2 separate regions of the Homo sapiens genome follow, and region 1 is linked to region 2. Evidence: chromatin loops called from intact Hi-C (ENCODE). Cell type or tissue: CD4-positive, alpha-beta T cell. All regions are shown on one strand. Links, peaks and the distances in the headings refer to the core of each region. The heading gives the core; the rest is flanking DNA.

Evidence for each region. Hi-C counts contacts between places; a loop is a spot of excess contacts. Peaks named below come from ENCODE experiments on the same cell type or tissue, not always from the same donor. Only the 100,000 strongest peaks of a DNase experiment are listed, where the experiment ranks them.
Region 1: a loop joins it to region 2, with 7 times the contacts of the local background. A loop is called at or near these places in 5 of 110 quality-filtered maps.

The regions. Positions count from the first base shown.
Region 1 is chr10:26,898,497-26,908,137 of GRCh38, reverse strand. No RefSeq gene overlaps it. Among named protein-coding and RNA genes, the nearest start is that of FAM238C, 39 kb to the left of the region's middle. In CD4-positive, alpha-beta T cell, for the core only: no CTCF peak of the experiment used is centred there; no DNase peak of the experiment used is centred there.
Region 2 is chr10:27,302,557-27,312,197 of GRCh38, reverse strand. LOC102724245 (a long non-coding RNA gene) reads left to right here and starts at 4,695. Exons shown (of 3, transcript XR_001747397.2): 1 at 4,695-4,835; 2 at 5,894-6,086. It also overlaps the pseudogene ODAD2P1. In CD4-positive, alpha-beta T cell, for the core only: no CTCF peak of the experiment used is centred there; no DNase peak of the experiment used is centred there.

The DNA.
Region 1 (9,641 bases), core at 1,183-9,182, 400 kb after region 2:
AAGAGCACACATCAGTATACCTGTATTAAATATGTGGTGTAGAGGATAGACCCTTCCTATTTCAATGAAATTAGAGATCATTTGATAGATCACAAAATTTTAGGTGGTTTTTTTTTTTCATTTTTTGTTTTTTTTTTTAGATGAAGTCTTGCTCTGTCGCCCAGACTGGAGTGCAATGGCACGATCTGAGCTCACTGCAACCACTGCCTCCCGGGTTCAAACGATTCTCCTGCGTCAGCCTCCTGAGTAGCTGGGATTACAGGCACATGCCATCACACCCAGCTAATTTTTGTATTTTTAGTAGAGTCAGAGTTTCACCATATTGGTCTGGCTGGTTACAAACTCCTGACCTCGTGATCCACCCACCTCAGCCTCCCAAAGTGCTGGGATTACAGGCATGAGCCACTGCGCCCAGTCATTTTAGTGGTTTTGTTTTGTTTTTTTAATTTACTTGTATAAACTTGCCAGGTATGGCTTTGATTGGTTTCAGGGCCTGGTGAGGGTGTCAGGGGTATGGGGAGAAGATTCAAAAAAGGGAAGATCTTGACTCTGTGTAGCTCCTTCACAGTGAAAAGCAGCAATTTTCAGCAAATTGTTTAATTTATGAGGATCAAAATATGTTTTAGAAAATGAAAATGAGGAATAGCAATTTTGGATTCCAAGGTTTATGGTGTATTTTTAAGGTGGTTACCAATCAAGCTAATGTGACCGGTTGCAAATGGTGACGTGGTTAGAATTAATAAATTGGTGCCCTAGAGTAGGGTTTAAGAGTGAGTGGTCCCTGCTGCAGACTGGTTAATTTTAGATCCCAGTGATCCTTACAGAGGAAAGGAGCTCAGATATCTATTATAAATAGCATCAGAAATTCTATTTCTAGATTGTTAACTAAATGAGTTTCTCTTTAACAAGAGAATACTTGTATTCAATTGGTACTGAGTATCCAAGACAAGTTGATACGTATTAAATTACAATGATGGCTGGGGGCGATGGCTCATGCCTGTAATCCCAGCGTGCCCAAAATTGGTGGGTTCATGGTCTCACCGACTTCAGGAATGAAGCTGCAGACCCTCATGGTGAGTGTTACAGCTCTTAAGGTGGCGCATCTGTAGTTGTTCATTTCTCCCGGTGGGTTCGTGGTCTCGCTGGCCTCAGGAGTGAAGCTGCAGAACTTCACAGTCAGTGTTACAGCTCATTAAAGCAGTGTGGACCCAAGGAGTGAGCAGCAGCAAGATTTATTGAAAATAGCAAAAGAAAAAAGCCTCTGCAGCATGGAAGGGGAACCTAGAGAGTTGCCACTACGGGATCCAGCAGCCTGCTTTTATTCCCTTACCACGCCACACCCACATCCTGCTGATTGGTCCATTTTACAGAGAGCTGATTGGTCCATTTTACAGAGAGCTGACTGGTCTGTTTTGACACGGCACTGATTGGTGCGTTTACAATCCCTGAGCTAGACACAGAGTGCTGATTAGTGCTGATTGGTGTATTTACAATCCTCTAGCTAGACCTAAAAGTTCTTCAAGTCTCCACTAGATTAGCTAGACACAGAGGATTGATTGGTGCATTTACAAACCTTGAACTAGACACAGGGTGCTGATTGGTGCGTTTACAAACCTTGAGCTAGACACAGAGTACTGATTGGTGCATTTACAATCCTTTAGCTAGACATAAAAGTTCTCCAAGTCCCCACCAGATTAGCTAGATACAGAGTGCTGATTGGCATTTACAAATCTGGAGCTAGACACAGGGTGCTGATTGGCATTTACAAATCTTGAGCTAGACACAGAGTGCTGATTGGTGCATTTACAATCCTCTAGCTAGATATGAAAGTTCTGCAAGTCCCCACTAGATTAGCTAGACACAGAGCACTGATTGGTGCATTTACAAACCTTGAGCTAGACACAGGGTGTTGATTGGTGTGTTTACAAACCTTGAGCTAGACACAGAGTACTGATTGGTGTATTTACAATCCCTTAGCTAGGCATAAAGGTTCTCCAAGTCCCCACCAGATTAGCTAGATACAGAGCACTGATTGGTGCATTTACAAACCTTGAGCTAGACACGGTGCTCATTGGTGTATATACAATCCTCCAGCTAGACATAAAAGTTCTCCAAGTCCCCAGTAGACTCAGGGACCCAGCTAGCATCACTTAGTGTATCCTGCACAGGGGCTGCAGGTGGAGCTGCCCGCCAGTCCCGCACCATGCGTCTGCACTCCTCAGCCCTTGGGTGGTTGATGGGACCGGGTGCTGCAGAGCAGGGGGTGGCTCTCGTCAGGGAGGCTCGGGCCCCACAGGAGCCCACAGCTCGGGGGGAGGCTTAGGCATGGCAGGCTGCAGGTCCCAAGCCCTGCCCCCGGGGAGGCAGCTGAGGCCCAGCGAGAATTTGAGCACAGTGCCGTCGGGCTGGCACTGCTGGGGGTCCGGGTGCACCCTCCACAGCTGCTGGCCCAGGTGCTAAGCCCCTCACTGCCCAGGGCCAGGGGTGCCGGCCAGCCAATCCGAGTGTGGGGCCCACGGAGCCCACACCCACCTGGAACTCGCGCTGGCTCGCGATTGCCACGTGCAGCCCCAGTTCCTGCCCACGCCTCTCCTTCCACACCTCCCGCAAGCAGAGGGAGCCAGCTCCGGCCTCAGCCAGCCCAGAGCGGGGCTCCCACAGTGTGGCGGTGGGCTGAAGGGCTCCTCAAGCACAGCCAGAGTGGGCGCCGAGGCCGAGGAGGCGCCGAGAGTGAGCGAGGGCTGCCAGCATGCTGTCACCTCTCACCAGCACTTTGGGAGGCCGAGGCAGGTCGATCACATGAGGCCAGGAGTTGGAGACCAGCCTGGCTAACATGGTGAAACCTCATATCTCCTAAAAATATAAAAATTAGTTGGGTGTGGTGGGGTGCACCTGTAGTCTTAGCTACTAGGGAGGCTGAAGCATGAGAATTGCTTGAACCCAGGAGACAGAGCTAGGCTCTGTCTCAAAAAGACAAACAAACAAAAAAACAAAACTAATGATGATGAAACAGTGTGATGACCATATTGGTATTGGTGACAATATTATTGAAAAAAGTTTTAAAAATAAAACCTTAAGGCATATGATCCCTTGTAATAATAAAAATAGAATTTAATCAGCAATAGAATTTTCCAAATCGTAAGAGAAAATTGTGTGATGTATTGGCAGGAGAAAAGTTTAGTGCAGGACAGCAGGTGTTATGTGTAAGGAAGACTGAGATAAATTAAGTTTTCAGAGTTTTTATAGTTGTGTAATATTCAGATTTACCCATGCTTTAGAGCACAGAGCAAATCCCTTCTTTTCCTGTCCATGACTTATGAACTTCTTCCTATTCTTCTAGTGCATTGAAAAAGGTCTCAGTTATAGTATTTTGCACAATCTAGTTAGTAATCCCACCTAAAAATTTATGACAGTCTTTTCCCTCTAGAGCGAAGGTATCCAGTAGAAATATAATGTGAGTGATTATGTCATTTAAAATTTTCTAGTAGCCATATTTGAAAAGGTAAAAAATGTAGGGATATCAAGTTTAGTAATATTTTAATTTTATCTAAAATATAATTATTTCAACATATAACCAATATAAAATTATGAATGAAATATTACATATTTTTCATACTAAGTCTTTGAAATCCATTGTGCATTGTATAGTTCAGGTACATCTCAGCTTGGACTAACCACATATCAAGTGTTCAATAGCTACACATAGGTAAGTGGCTACTGGTTTGAACAGAAACGCTCTAGAACTTATTTCTCTACAATGTACCTTATTATTTTTATAATCTTCTGTAATACCATGAGTAACATTTGGCACATAAGAGATACTCAGTATAAAAAATATGTTGAATTAAACTTATCTTTAGTTATTTGAAGGCAATGAGGTCAGTGAGAATCTATGAGTAGCTTTAACCCTGCAGAGAAGTTCTTGTCTCAAACAGGAGCACTGATCTGGGCCAAAATCATCCTGTCCAATGACACTTCTAGAAGCACATGAAAACAAAAGCATGCTAGTGAGAGTTAAATGGGCCCAGTAATGATTGCTGGACATTTGATTGACAGCCCAGTGGATTCTGCTTTGACTCCAGCCCTGAGTGTGAACCATCTCTTCCAGGACGCTGACCTGAGTTTCCTGGCCATGAGGCACACCTCTTTCACTGCACGTGGTACCTGGACACCAAGTAACCTTCCCTTTCTTTTGAGGTAGCATTGACTCTTGGACTCTGGGTTTAGAATTCTTTGAAACTGGACCAGGAGAGGCAAGGACACTAAATAGCATCCTTTATCCCTTAATCCTTAAGTAATCACCAGAAAAGCTGAACAGAAAAGCACTGGTGTAGGCCAGTTCTTTGAAAGGGGAGCTCCTCAACCCTTTTCTGAAGGCAGTGTGATAATATATCCTCAAGAGCTGAGGTCTTTAAGCCAAGGCATCTAAAAGCAAGGATGAGTTACTAGACTGATCAGGAACTGTAAATCCACTTTCAGTCCTCCAATTTATAGACCCTCTTCTGTGACCCAACAGACTTGTCTAAATTCCCCGATAAAAACTTGATAGTTTGCCAACAAACGACTATTTTGTAGGCCAGTTAAGTCTTAACAGATAAACATGCCTTTAAATACGTTTTGTAAATTCCCCCCATATTACACAGCTATTAGTTTCTTTGAAGATACAAGATAAAGACATAATATTCTGCCTATAGTAAAAATAAATAAATAGCATATGTGTCCTGTTAGCCTCATCAGTAACTTTAACTAGACAAAGAAGGTCTTGTCCCAAACAGAAACACTTTTCCAAACCAAAATTATCCAGTGTTCTGAGATTCATCTCAGTTATGTATTTGTTTTTTGTTTATTTCCGTAGAGACTAGGCTTTATTTTTTTTCTGTTTAAATTCCAGTGCCATCACTTGCCAAATTTATGTCTCTGAGATTTTCACACTTAAAAATATCTACCCTCTTTTAAATACATCCTCACTGAAATGTCAGTTTTCTAATTTCATAGTAGCTTTTGTTAGTTTGTTCTGTATTTCTTTGTTTGCATTTTATTCTATTTATATATATTTTTTATATATTTATATGTATATATTTTATTTTACTTTAAGTTCTGGGATATATGTGCAGAATGTGCAGGTTTGTTCCATAGATATGTATGTGCCATGGTGGTTTGCTGCATCTATCAACCCATCATATAAATTTTAAGCTCCACAGGCATTAGGTATTTGTCCTAATTCTCTCCTTACCCTTGCCCCACAACCCTCAACAGGCCCCAGTGTGTGATGTTTCCCTCCCTGTGTCCATGTGTTCTCATTCTTCAACTCCCACTTATGAGTGAGAACATGTGTTGTTTGGTTTTCTGTTCCTGTGTTAGTTTGCTGAGAATGATGGCTTCTAGCTTCATTTATGTCCCTGCAAAGGACATTAACTCATTCTTTTTTATGGCTGCATAGTATTCCATGGTGTATATGTGCCACATTTTCTTTTTTTTTAACTTTGTTTTTGAGATGGAGTCTTGCTCTGTCGACCAGGCTGCAGTGCAGTGGAACAATCTCGGCTCACTGCAAGCTCTGACTCCCGGGTTCATGCCATTCTCCTGCCTCAGCCTCCCAAGTAGCTGAGACTACAGGTGCCCATGACCACTCCTGGCTAATTTTTTGTACTTTTAGTAGAGACGGGGTTTCACTGTGTTAGCCAGGATGGTCTCGATCTCCTGACTTCGTGATCCGCCTGCTTCAGCCTCCCAAAGTGCTGGGATTACAGGCGTGAGCCACCACACCCGGCCTATATGTGCCACATTTTCTTTATGCAGTCTATCATTTATGGGCACTTGGGTTGGTTCCAAGTCTTGGTGTTGTAAACAGTCCTGCAATAAACATATGTGTGCATGTGTCTTTATAGTAGAATAACTCGTCCTCTGGGTATATATCCAGTAATGGGATTGCTGGGTCAAATGGTATTTCTGGTTCTAGTTCTTTGAAGAATTGCCACACTGTCTTCCATGATGGTTGAACTAATTTACACTCCCACCAACAGTGTAAAAGCGTTCCTATTTCTCCACAGCCTCATCAGTATCTGTTATTTCCTACTTTTTAATAATAATCGCCATTCTAAGTGAGATGGTATCTCACTGTGGTTTTGATTTGCATTTGTCTAGTGACGAGTGATGATGAGCTTTTTTTTTCATAGGCTTGTTGACCACATAAATGTCTTCTTTTGAGAAGTGTCTGTTCATATCCTTTGCCCACTTTTTGATGGGGTTATTTGTTTTTTATTGTAAATTTGTTTAAGTTCCTTATAGATTCTGGATATTAAAACTTTGTCACATGGATAGATTGCAAAAATTTTCTCCCATTCTGTAGATCACCTGTTCACTCTGATGATATGCAGAAAGCAGAAAATGGACCCCCTCCTTACACCTTACACAAAAATTAACTCAAGGTGGATTAAAGACTTAAACGTAAAACCTGGCCAGGTGCAGTGGCTCACACCTGTAATCCCAGCACTTTGGGAGGCCGAGGTGGTGGGGAGTTTGAGACCAGCCTAACCAACATGGTGAAACCCCATCTCTACTAAAGTAGCTGGGCATGGTGGTGTGCACCTGTAATCCCAGCTACTCAGGAGGCTGAGGCAGGAGAATCTCTTGAACCGGGGAGACAGAGGTTGCAGTGAGCCGAGATCGTGCCACTGCACTCCAGCCTGGCGACAGAGCAAGACTCCATCTCAAAAATAAATAAATAAATAAATAAATAAGTAAATGGAAAACCAAAAACCATCAAAACCCTAGAAGAAAACCTAGGCAACATCATTCAGAACATCGGCATCGACAAAGACTTCATGACTAAAACACCAAAAGCAATTGCAAGAAAAGCCAAAATTGACAAATGGTATCTAGTTAAACTACAGAGCTTCTGCACAGCAAAAAAAACTATCTTTGTTTGGATTTTAAATATCTTAGAATCACGGTCTGTGGGAATCTTAGAAGTTCTAAGGTACAATTTCCTGATTTTATATTAGAAGATATGATGACACATTTAATTACCCATTTTGTGCAAGTTCATGAAGCTCAAGTTCATAATCAAGACTGGAGCTGACTTCCCTGTTCTGTCAGTATCAAAGCTAAAGACTGGAACTGACTCCCCTTGTTTCTCAGTATCATGGCCGGAGAATCACTTGAGCCCAGTGTGTAAGATATACATGATCTGGAGCCCGGTATCTCTGACTTCGTGCATAATACCTTGCCCTGCTCACACTACTTAAGTTCACAGTCCTCCCTGTGGTTCTCTGAACACCAGGTACATGCCTTGTATGGGATGCCTTCCCGGGTACTCCCTCTTTATAGAACGCTCTTCCCCCAGGCATCTGCACTGTTAACTGTTACACCTTCTTCAAGTCTTTGCTCAGTTGTCACCCTCTCAACAAGACTCACCACCAAGTTTTAAGTTTCATCTTCCCACAAAAATCTCCACCTTTTAATTTAATGTTCATCAGTTTAATTATCTTGGTACATTTTTGAAAGTCAATAGCTCATATAATTATGAGTCTATTTCTCACAGAAATAAACTGTCTCTATTGCTTACATTGTTCTACTGCACTTTATCTCTATCTAAATATCTATCCCCACCATCTTCATTATTAAAACTTTAAAGTAGGTTTTGAATTCAGATATAACAAACCCTCCAGCTGTTTGTCTATTTTGAAAGTGTTTTGGCTGTTCTATATTATTTTTCCATGTACGTTTTCACACAAGAAATTGAAACTTAGTTTCTTCCAAAATCGTCTTAGGATTTGATTGGATAACACTAGCTTCATAAAATAAGTTGAGAAACGTTCCCTTATTCTCTGTTTTTGAAGTAGCTGATGTGAGATTGGGATTATTTATTTTAATATTTACTAGACTTCACCAATGATATAGTTTAAATGTTTGTCTCCTCCAAAACTCGTGTCAAAATTTCTTTGCTAATGTAATGGTATTGGGAGCTGGGACCTTTAAGAGGTGATTAGGCCATGAGTGCTCCACCTTCATGGGTGAGGGTAATGCCTTTTAAAAGGGGCTTTCAGAAGTGGATTCTCTTTTCTCTTCCAGTCCTCTGTCGTGTAAGGAAGATTGTTTCTCCCTTCTGAAGGATGCAGCCCTTAAGGCACCATCTTACAAGTGGAGACCCAGCTCTTACCAGACACCAAACCTGCTGGCACCTTGATGTTGGACTTCCCAGCTTCCAGAACTATAGGAAATAAACTTCTGGTTTTTATAAATTACCCAGTCCCTGGTATTTGGTTACAGAAGCACAAAATGGACATAATGGACAAACAACAAGTGAAGACAAATCTCATCTTTGGGGTTTTCTTTCCATCTTTGTTTTGCATAGAAAAATTATTAGATTATATATTTGTTTTAACTTATTAGAGAGCTATTTCAATTCAATTTTCTTTTTCTTCTAGAGTGAATTCTACTAATTTAATCTTTTAAAAGTAATTTTTCCATTTAATCTAGATTATCAAAATTATTGGCAAGAATTTTTCATAGTAGTTGCTCATTATTTTTCAGTATGTACAGGATTTATAGTGATGTGTCTTTGGTATTTCTAAAGTTGAAAAATGTATTTTCTTTATTTATTTTTATTTTTATTTTCATTTTTATTTTTTTTGAAAGGGAGTCTCTTTCCAGGCTGGAGTGCAGTGGCCCGATCTCGACTCACTGCAAGCTCTGCCTCCCAGGTTCACACCATTCTCCTGCCTCAGCCTCCCGAGTAGCTGGGACTACAGGTGCCCGCCACAACACCTGGCTAATTTTTTTGTATTTTTAGTAGAGACGGGGTTTCACTGTGTTAGCCAGGTTGGTCTCGATCTCCTGACCTCATGATCCGCCCGCCTCGGCCTCCCAACACAACACAATTTTAATTTCCAAGTCTCTACAATGTTTTGAAGGAGAAGTCACTGTCTTTTAGTTTTCAGATTTTTCATGGATACTTTAATTTTTTTGCTCTTCTTTACAATAAAATTGTAAGTTAATTGGAGTTAAAATCAACTTATTTTATTTTTTTAACTTTTATTTTAATCTCAGGGGTACATGTGCAGGATGTGCAGGTTTGTTACATAAGTAAATGTCTATCAGCAGGGCGGGGTTGTTGTACAGATTATTTCATCACCCAGGTGTTAAGCCTGGTGTCCATTAGTTATTTTTCCTGATCCTCTCTCTCCTCTCAACTTTCACCCTCCAATAGGCCCCAGTGTGTGTTGTTTCCCTTTCTGTGTCCACATGTTCTCATCATTTAGCTCCCACTTAAAAGTGAGAACATGCCATATTTGGTTTTCTGTTCCTGAATTCCTTTGCTAAGGATAAGGGTCTCCACCTCCATCCATGCCCTTGCAAAGGTACATATACACCATGGAATACTATGCAACCATAAAATCAACTTATTAATTAAAGTACTTTGATGTCTTAAAAATGTTGACCTGCCTAATCATGTAATGTCATAATTTTCATTTATACAAGTCTATTTTTATGTTTTTAAGAAATATTTTGCACCAATTCTATACTAATTGAATCATTTAAAATAATTTTCTTTTAAATTTTGGCATTATCTCTTTTCTGTCTATGAACATGAAAACAAGACATTCTCATTAATTCAATTAACATAATTTATTGTGTTA
Region 2 (9,641 bases), core at 505-8,504:
ACGAGGTTAGGAGATCGAGAACATCCTGGCCAACATGTTGAAACCCCATCTCTACTAAAAATACAAAAAATTAGCGGGGCGTGGTGGCACATGCCTGTAGTCCCAGCTATGCGGGAGGCTAAGGCAGAGGAATCGCTTGAACCTGGGAGGTGGAGACTGCAGTGAGCCGAGACTGGGCCACTGCACTCCAGCCTGGCGACAGAGCAAGACTCCGTCTTAAAAAAAAAAAATTAACTAGACTACAAAATAGTGGATTGTTGGCAAACTATCAAGTTTTTTTGTTGTTGTTTTGTTTTGCTTTTTTGTGACGGAGTCTCGCTCTGTCCCCCAGGCTGGAGCGCAGTGGCGCAATCTCGGCTCACCGCAAGCTCCGCCTCCCGGGTTCACGCCATTCTCCTGCCTCAGCCTCCCGAGTAGCTGGGACTACAGGCGCCCGCCAGGACGCCCGGCTAATTTTTTGTATTTTTTAGTAGAGACAGGGTTTCACCCTGTTAGCCAGGATGGTCTCGATCTCCTGACCTCGTGATCCACCCGCGTCGGCATCCCAAAGTGCTGGGATTACAGGCGTGAGCCACTGCGCCCGGCCAACTATCAAGTTTTTATCAGGGAATTTAGACAAGTCTATTGGGTCACAGAAGAAGGTTTATAAATTGGAGGACTGAAAGTGGATTTTGAGTTCATGGTCAGTCTAGTAACTCATCCTTGCTTTTAGATGCCGTGGCTTAAAGACCTCAGCTCTTGAGGATATATTATCACACTGGCTTCAGAAAAGGGTTGAGGAGCTCCCCTTTCAAAGAACTGGCCTACACCAGTGCTTTTCTGTTCAGCTTTTCTGGTGATTACTTAAAGATTAAGGGATAAAGGATGCTATTTAGTGTCCTTGCCTCTCCTGGTCCAATTTCAAAGAATTCTAAAGCCAGAGTCCAAGAGTCAGTGCTACCTCAAAAGGAAGGGAAGGTTACTCAGTGTCCGGGTACCAGATGCAGTGAAAGAGGTGTGCCTCATGGCCAGGAAACTCAGGTCAGCGTCCTGGAAGGGATGGTTCACACTCAGAGCTGGAGTCAAAGCAGAATCCACTGGGCCGTCAAACAAATGCCCAGCACTTGTTTCTGGGCCCATTTAACTCTCACTAGCATGCTTATGTTTTCATGTGCTTCTAGAAGTGTCATTGGACAGGATGATTTTGGCCCAGGTCAGTGCTCCTGTTTGAGACAAGAACTTCTTTGCATGGTTAAAGCTACTCATAGATTCTCACTGATCTCATTGCCTTGAAATAACTAAAGATAAGCTTAATTCAATATATTTTTTATACCGAGTATCTCTTATGTGCCAAATGTTACTCATGGTATTACAGAAGATTCTAAAAATAATAAGGTACATTGTAGAGAAATAAGTTCTAGAGCGTTTCTGTTCAAACCAGTAGCCACTTGCCTATGTGTATCTATTGAACACTTAATATGTGGTTAGTCCAAATTAAGATGTACCTTAACTATATAATGTACAATGGATTTCAAAGACTTAGTATGAAAAATATGTAATATTTCATTAATAATTTTACATTGGCTATACATTGAAATCATTCTATTTTAGATAAAATTAAAATATTACTAAACTTGTTATCCCTACATTTTTTACCTTTTCAAATATGGCTACTAGAAAATTTTAAATGACATAAGTCACTCACATTATGTTTCTATTGGATACCATTGCTCTAGAGGGAAAAGACTGTCATAAATTTTTAGGTGGGATTACAAACTAGATTGTGCAAAATGCTATAACTGAGACTTTTTTAATGCACTAGAAGAGTAGGAAGAAGTTCTTAAGTCATGGACAGGAAAAGAAGGGATTTGCTCTGTGCTCTAAAGCATGGGTAAATCTGAATATTACACAAGTATAAAAACTCTGAAAACTTAAATAATTTATCTCAATCTTCCTTACACACAGCACCTGCTGCCCTGCACTAAACTTTTCTCCTGCCAATACATCATACAATTTTCTCCTATGATTTGGAAAATTCTATTGCTGATTAAATTTTATTGTTATTATTTCAAGGGATCATATGTCTTATGGTTTTATTTTTAAAACTTTTTTCAATAATATTGTCACCAATACCAATATGGTTATCACACTGTTTCATCATCATTAGTTTTTTTTGTTTGTCTTTTTGAGACACAACCTAGCTCTGTCTCCTAGGCTGGAGTGCAGTGTCAGGATCTTGGCCCACTGCAACCTCCATCTCCCAGGTTCAAGCAATTCTCATGTTTCAGCCTCCCTAGTAGCTAAGACTACAGGTGCACCCCACCACACCCAGCTAATTTTTATATCTTTAGGAGAGAGGAGGTTTCACCATGTTAGCCAGGCTGGTTTCTAACTCCTGGCCTCATGTGATCGACCCCCCTCGGCCTCCTGAGGTGCTGGGATTACAGGCATGAGCCATTGCCCCCAGTCGTCATTGGAATTTAATACATAATCAACTTGTCTTGGATACTCAGTAACAATGGAATACAAGCATTCTCTTGCTAAATTAAAGAGAAACTCCTTTAGTTAACAATCTAAAAATAGAATCTCTGATGCTATTTATAATAGATATTTGTGCTCCCTTCCTCTGTAAAGATCACTGGGATCTAAAATTAACCAAAATCTGCAACAGAGACCACTCACTTTTAAATCCTACTCTAGGGACCAAGTTTCTCTATTAATTCTAACCACTTCACTATTTGCACCAGGTTATTCTAGCTTGATTGGTAACCACCTTGAAAATATACCAGGCCGGGCGCAGTGGCTCACGCCTGTAATCCCAGCTCTTTGGGAGGCCAAAGCGGGCAGATCACGATGTCAGGAGATCGAGACCGTCCTGGCTAACATGGTGAAACTCTGTCTCTACTAAAAATACAAAAAAATTAGCCTGGGCGGTGGCAGGCGCCTGTAGTCCCAGCTACTCGGGAGACTGAGGCAGGAGAATGGCATGAACCCGGGAGGTGGAGCTTGCAGTGAGCCAAGATAGCGCCACTGCAGTCCCGCCTGGGCGACACAGAGAGACTCTGTCTCTCATAAACCTTGGAATCCAAAATTGCTAGTCCTCATTTTCATTTTATAAAACATACATTTTGATCCTCATAAATTGAACAATTTGCTGAAAATTGCCGCTTTGGGAGGCCGAGGCGGGCGGATCACGAGGTCAGGAGTTTCAGACCAGCCTGACCAACCTGGTGAAACCCCGTCTCTACTAAAAATACAAAAATTAGCTGGGCATGGTGGCGGGCGCCTGTAATCCCGCTACTCAGGAGGCTGAGGCAGGAGAATTGTTTGAAACCGGGAGGCAGTGATTGCAGTGAGCCGAGATCGCACCACTGCCCTTGAGCTTGGGCAACCGAGCGAGACTTCATCTCAAAAAAAAAAAAAACCTAAAATTTTGTGATCTATCAAATGATCTCTAATTTCACTGAAATAGGAAGGGTCTATCCTCTACACCACATGTTTAATACAGGTATACTGATGTGTGCCCTTGTCCAAGACATGGTTCCTCATGTATAAAACTTTGAAGGCTTTCATGGTAGTCCACTTTTGTGGTCAGGACTTCTTTCAGTATGGACCTTCTGATTAGTCTCTAGTTGGAGGTGCTAATCCATTATTCCTTTTTGCTTCAGTCTCATTAGAAGAGGGCACCAGACTGCTTTTCAATGTAGAAGCAAGAGGCAGCATAGGAAGGAAAGGGGGAGGCAACACTTTCTGAGAGCCTTGCTTCATGTCAGAAGCTGCCACTACACAAAGCTCTATTTTATCAATTTGGAATGAAATCTCAGAAAGATCAAGTATGTGTCAGAGAGCAAGTAAGTGGAAATGGGCTTCAAGCATGGTTCCATGTAGCTCTTAACCACCCTCTGTTCTTTTATCGTCTGTTAATATATGAAAGCACATATTTGTGTGTTTTTTGAAAGTGTTTTCAGAATCAGTGATAGGAGGAAATTTGTTGAAATGGTAAATACAGAACCTAGGCATCCCTGGGACTTTGCATGCTCAGGCCTGGTGCTGAGATCAGGAGGTGATTTTCCTCATTTCACAGCAGCCCTTGGAAGTGCAGGTGATGACATCCTGGACGCCGCCCATCTCCAGGCTCTGCTTTGAATTTGTTTCCATCTGAGGCTAATATTAGGTCAAATTTCCAATCTTCAGACTTTCCATTTTTAGCAATAAAAACCAAGTTTTACAATATCTGTTTTGTTCAAACTCTTCTCTGAGGTGATTCAATACCTAGCACATCTGGAAAACTAAAATTGCTTAAACTAACTGATTAAATGAAACAAAAAAACTCAATTTTTAGGCACCACCTGTTAATTTATTGGTTTGGATGTCTTAGTGTTGTTCTAATAAACGATTTGTTAGGTCTTGGTATGTGGTTAAGTTGGAATACAAGTAAGATACCTCCACACCAAAGGTCTAAAAAAATTCAGCAGATGGGTTCTTGGCTATTTTCCAAAACAACACAGTAATGTGAACACGTCAATAAATGTAACTTTTGAAAACCTTTTGAGCATACATGGCCTCCATGTAAATGGCATTTTTGGCACCGTCTAAAGTCATCATGTTGTAATAGTGTGGTACCAGCTGTGCACATACATTTATATCAGGGGATTACTAATGTCTGATTAGAATTCTTGCTTATTAATAAGATTTAGGGTAGAATAGAATGTGAATTATAGAAAGAGAAGCACAAGTATACAAACTTTTGAGAAAATGCCTTCACTGTTTCTAAATTAAATTTAATTTTCTTGTTTCACAGATGAGAAAATCAAAGCCCGTATCATCTGCTTCACGTCCCGCATTTACTTAACGCTGTAAGCATAGAACGTTGTTCCCAGTGACTACCCCTCCATCCCCAGTTCTGTGATTTCAGAGACAGTCGTGGTATCCTTGAGGGCAGAGACAGTAGTGGTATCCTTGAGGGCAGGAATTGTTTTTATTTTATTTTATTTTATTTTTACAATATTTAGCTTATTCCTAGTAGAGAGCAGTCAATGGATACGTTTTCCAAATTGAATTGACTTCATGTAAGTGAATTTTTTAATAACCACATAGCAAATTTACACAGTGAATATTACCTTTTCATAATGTCTGTTTTTTTATATTAATATTGATTTATCACCATTATACCTCTGTTAAAAACTCTTCGTAAATGAAGGATTTTGACACTGAAAATAAACTAATACATAGCATAGCACTGAAGTTTAAGAAAATTGTATGAAGCATTCAGTAAAAGCAAGCACTTACTACCCTGTCAGTCCAGAATGTAGTATTGTGCAATAGCCTTTAAAATGTATTGTTATAAAAATGTTGCTTAACTGGGCCCTTAGGAATTAATAATGGTTCTGAAAATAAACTAAATGGCTTCTTTTCCTTGGCCTCCATTTTTTTTTTTTTTTTTTTTTTTTGAGACAGAGTCTTGCTCTGTCACCCAGGCTGGAGTACAGTGGCGCGATCTCCGCTCACTGCAAGCTCTGCCTTCCGGGTTCACGCCATTCTCCTGCCTCAGCCTCTCGAGTAGCTGGGACTACAGGCGCCCACCGCCACACCCGGCTAATTTTTTGTATTCTTAGTAGAGATGGAGTTTCACTGTGTTAGTCAGGAGGTCTCGATCTCCTGACCTGGTGATCCACCCGCCTTGGCCTCCCGAAGTGCTGGGATTACAGGCGTGAGCCACCGCACCCAGCCTCCTTGGCCTCCATTTTATGTCCTAAATGGTATTTCTGTGTTCAGTCATCTTTTTTACTGCGAAAATTTGTCTAACATCTTGGAATTGCTTTGGGAAAGGATATTCTACCCATACAGTTGAATTTCTTTTTTTCTCAGAAGAGAGGAAATTGGGTTACCCACACCACCACTATTCTCATTCCAGACCAGGCCTTCTTTTTCTTGAAGTGCTCTTTGAGCCTATGTGGTTCCAGCATGAGTCTCCTTGGGGGATATGTTAGGGGATGCTGTCAGAACAACTACTTCTTGAGAAGTCCAAGGAACCGGCAGAAACCTTTACCAAAAAGATGATCAACTCAGATACTGCTGCAGTGCAAAAGGACAGGCAAGGAGAAAGTGTGAGTTACATACATGGTTCAGGCCAGCCAACTCAGGGTAATTTGAGTCTATCCATGCGAATACTAGCCACTCGCATTTTCACATAGTCCAAGAGTTGATCTGGGCTAGCAAAATTAATCTTATTTACTACAAGGAAAAATCTACGTTCTTAAAATCCATTTTGAACAAAAGTTTGAGTATACCCAGGTTGGAATGTGCTCAAGAGCAGGTATTAAGTCTTTTTAAGATTATTAGGCCATAAAGAGGTCTGCACATTAAATTCTACTGAGTTTTCCTAGAATGCTTTTTCTGACATTAAATTTGTAAATATGTTTTAAAGGTAAAAATATTGTTTGCTATTTCAAAAATAAATTATTTTTAGAAATTTTAAAGACTGTATTTTCATGTTAATAATTTACAGTTAAATCTCACCTCATTATCCTCATCTGTAAAATGGGATAGTAATAAATTTTGGTTGTAAAAATGAGGACTAAATGGTTTTTGCCATTATCACTTAGAACAGTGACTTGCAACGTAAGTTCTTCTTACTCAGCTCCTCACTCCCTGCAGTCACTGGAACTTTAATTTCCCTGGCCTATCAGGGGCCTTCAAGGGTCTCAGGAACACCCCCCAACACACACACACAAAAATAATACCTGAGGATTCAAATGAAAAAGGATGATTTGAAACAAACTGGATATTTTATCCACTCAGATGAGCTCTGGAGACATCCTGACAGCTTCTTTTTATTACTATTATTATTATTATCATACTTTAAGTTTTAGGGTACATGTGTACAATGTTCAGGTTACATATGTATACATGTGCCATGTTAGTGTGCTGCACCCATCAACTCGTCATTTAGCATTAGGTATATCTCCTAATGCTATCCCTCCCCACTCCCCCCACCCCACAACAGTCCCCGGTGTGTGATGTTCCCCTTCCTGTGTCCATGTGTTCTCATTGTTCAGTTCCCACCTATGAGTGAGAACATGCGGTGTTTGGTTTTTTGTCCTTGCGATAGTTTGCTGAGAATGATGGTTTCCAGTTTCATCCATGTCCCTACAAAGGACATGAACTCATCATTTTTTATGGCTGCATAGTATTCCATGGTGTATATGTGCCACATTTTCTTAATCCAGTCTATCATTGTTGGACATTTGGGTTGGTTCCAAGTCTTTGCTATTGTGAATAGTGCCACAATATACATATGTGAGCATGTGTCTTTATAGCAGCATGATTTATAATCCTTTGGGTATATACCCAGTAATGGGATGGCTGGGTCAAATGGTATTTCTAGTTCTAGATCCCTGAGGAATCGCCACACCGACTTCCACAATGGTTGAACTAGTTTACAGTCCCACCAACAGTGTAAAAGTGTTCCTATTTCTCCACATCCTCTCCAGCACCTGTTGTTTCCTGACTTTTTAATGATCGCCATTCTAACTGGTGTGAGATGGTATCTCATTGTGGTTTTGATTTGCATTTATCTGATGGTCAGTGATGATGAGCATTTTTTCATGTGTCTGTTGGCCGCATAAATGTCTTATTTTGAGAAGTGTCTGTTCATATACTTTGCCCACTTTTTGATGGGGTTGTTTTTTTTTCTTGTAAATTTGTTTGAGATTATTGTAGATTCCGGATATTAGCCCTTTGTCAGATGAGTAGGTTGCAAAAATTTTCTCCCATTCTGTAGGTTCCCTGTTCACTCTGATGGTGGTTTCTTTTGCTGTTCAGAAGCTCTTTAATTAGATCCCATTTGTCAATTTTGGCTTTTGTTGCCATTGCTTTTGGTGTTTCAGACATGAAGTCCTTGCCCATGCCTATGTCCTGAATGGTATTGCCTAGGTTTTCTTCTAGGGTTTTTATGGTTTTAGGTCTAACATGTAAGTCTTTAATCCATCTTGAATTAATTTTTGTATAAGGTGTAAGGAAGGGATCCAGTTTCAGCTTTCTACATATGGCTAGCCAGTCTTCCCAGCAACATTTATTAAATAGGGGATCCTTTCCCCATTTCTTGTTTCTGTCAGGTTTGTCAAAGATCAGATAGTTGTAGATATGTGGCATTATTTCTGAGGGCTCTGTTCTCTTCCATTGGTCTATATCTCTGTTTTGGTACCAGTACCATGCTGTTTTGGTTACTGTAGCCTTGTAGTATAGTTTGAAGTCAGGTAGCGTGATACCTCCAGCTTTGTTCTTTTGGCTTAGGATTGACTTGGCAACGTGGGTTCTTTTTTGGTTCCATATGAACTTTAAAGTAGTTTTTTCCAATTCTGTGAAGAAAGTCATGGTAGCTTGATGGGGATGGCATTGAATCTACAAATTACCTTGGGCAGTATGGCCATTTTCACGACATTGATTCCTCCTACCCATGAGCATGGACTGTTCTTCCATTTGTTTGTATCCTCTTTTATTTCATTGAGCAGTGGTTTGTAGTTCTCCTTGAAGAGGTGCTTCACATCCCTTGTAAGTTGGATTCCTAGGTATTTTATTCTCTTTGAAGCAATTGTGAATGGGAGTTCACTCATGATTTGGCTCTCTGTTTGTCTGTTATTGGTGTATAAGAATGCTTGTGATTGTTGCACATTGATTTTGTATCCTGAGACTTTGCTGAAGTTGCTTATCAGCTTAAGGAGATTTTGGGTTGAGACGATGGGGTTTTCTAGATATACAATTATGTCATCTGCAAACAGGGACGATTTGACTTCCTCTTTTCCTAATTGAATGCCCTTTATTTCCTTCTCCTGCCTGACTGCCCTGGCCAGAACTTCCAACACTATGTTGAATAGGAGTGGTGAGAGAGGGCATCCCTGTCTTGTGCCAGTTTTCAAAGGGAATGCTTCCAGTTTTTGCCCATTCAGTATGATATTGGCTGTGGCTTTGTCATAGATAACTCTTATTATTTTGAGATATGTCCCATCAATACCTAATTTATTGAGAGTTTTTAGCATGAAGTGTTGTTGAATTTTGTCAAAGGCCTTTTCTGCATCTATTGAGATAATCATGTGGTTTTTGTCTTTGGTTCTGTTTATATGCTGGATTATGTTTATTGATTTGCATATGTTGAACCAGCCTTGCATCCCAGGGATGAAGCCCACTTGATCATGGTGGATAAGCTTTTTGAGGTGCTGCTGGATTCAGTTTGCCAATATTTTATTGAGGATTGTTGCATCAATGTTCATCAAGAATATTGGTCTAAAATTCTCTTTTTTGGTTGTGTCTCTGACAGGCTTTGGTATCAGGATGATGCTGGCCTCATAAAATGAGTTAGGGAGGATTCCCTCTTTTTCTATTGATTGGAATAGTTTCAGAAGGAATGGTACCAGCTCCTCCCTCATACCTCTGGTAGAATTTGGCTGTGAATCCATCTGGTCCTGGACTTTTATTGGTTGGTAAGCTATTAATTATTGCCTCAATTTCAGAGCCTGTTATTGCTCTATTCAGAGACTCAACTTCTTCCTGGTTTAGTCTTGGGAGGGTATAGGTGTCGAGGAATTTATCCATTTCTTCTAGATTTTCTAGTTTATTTGTGTAGAGGCGTTTATAGCATTCTCTGATGGTAGTCTGTATTTCTG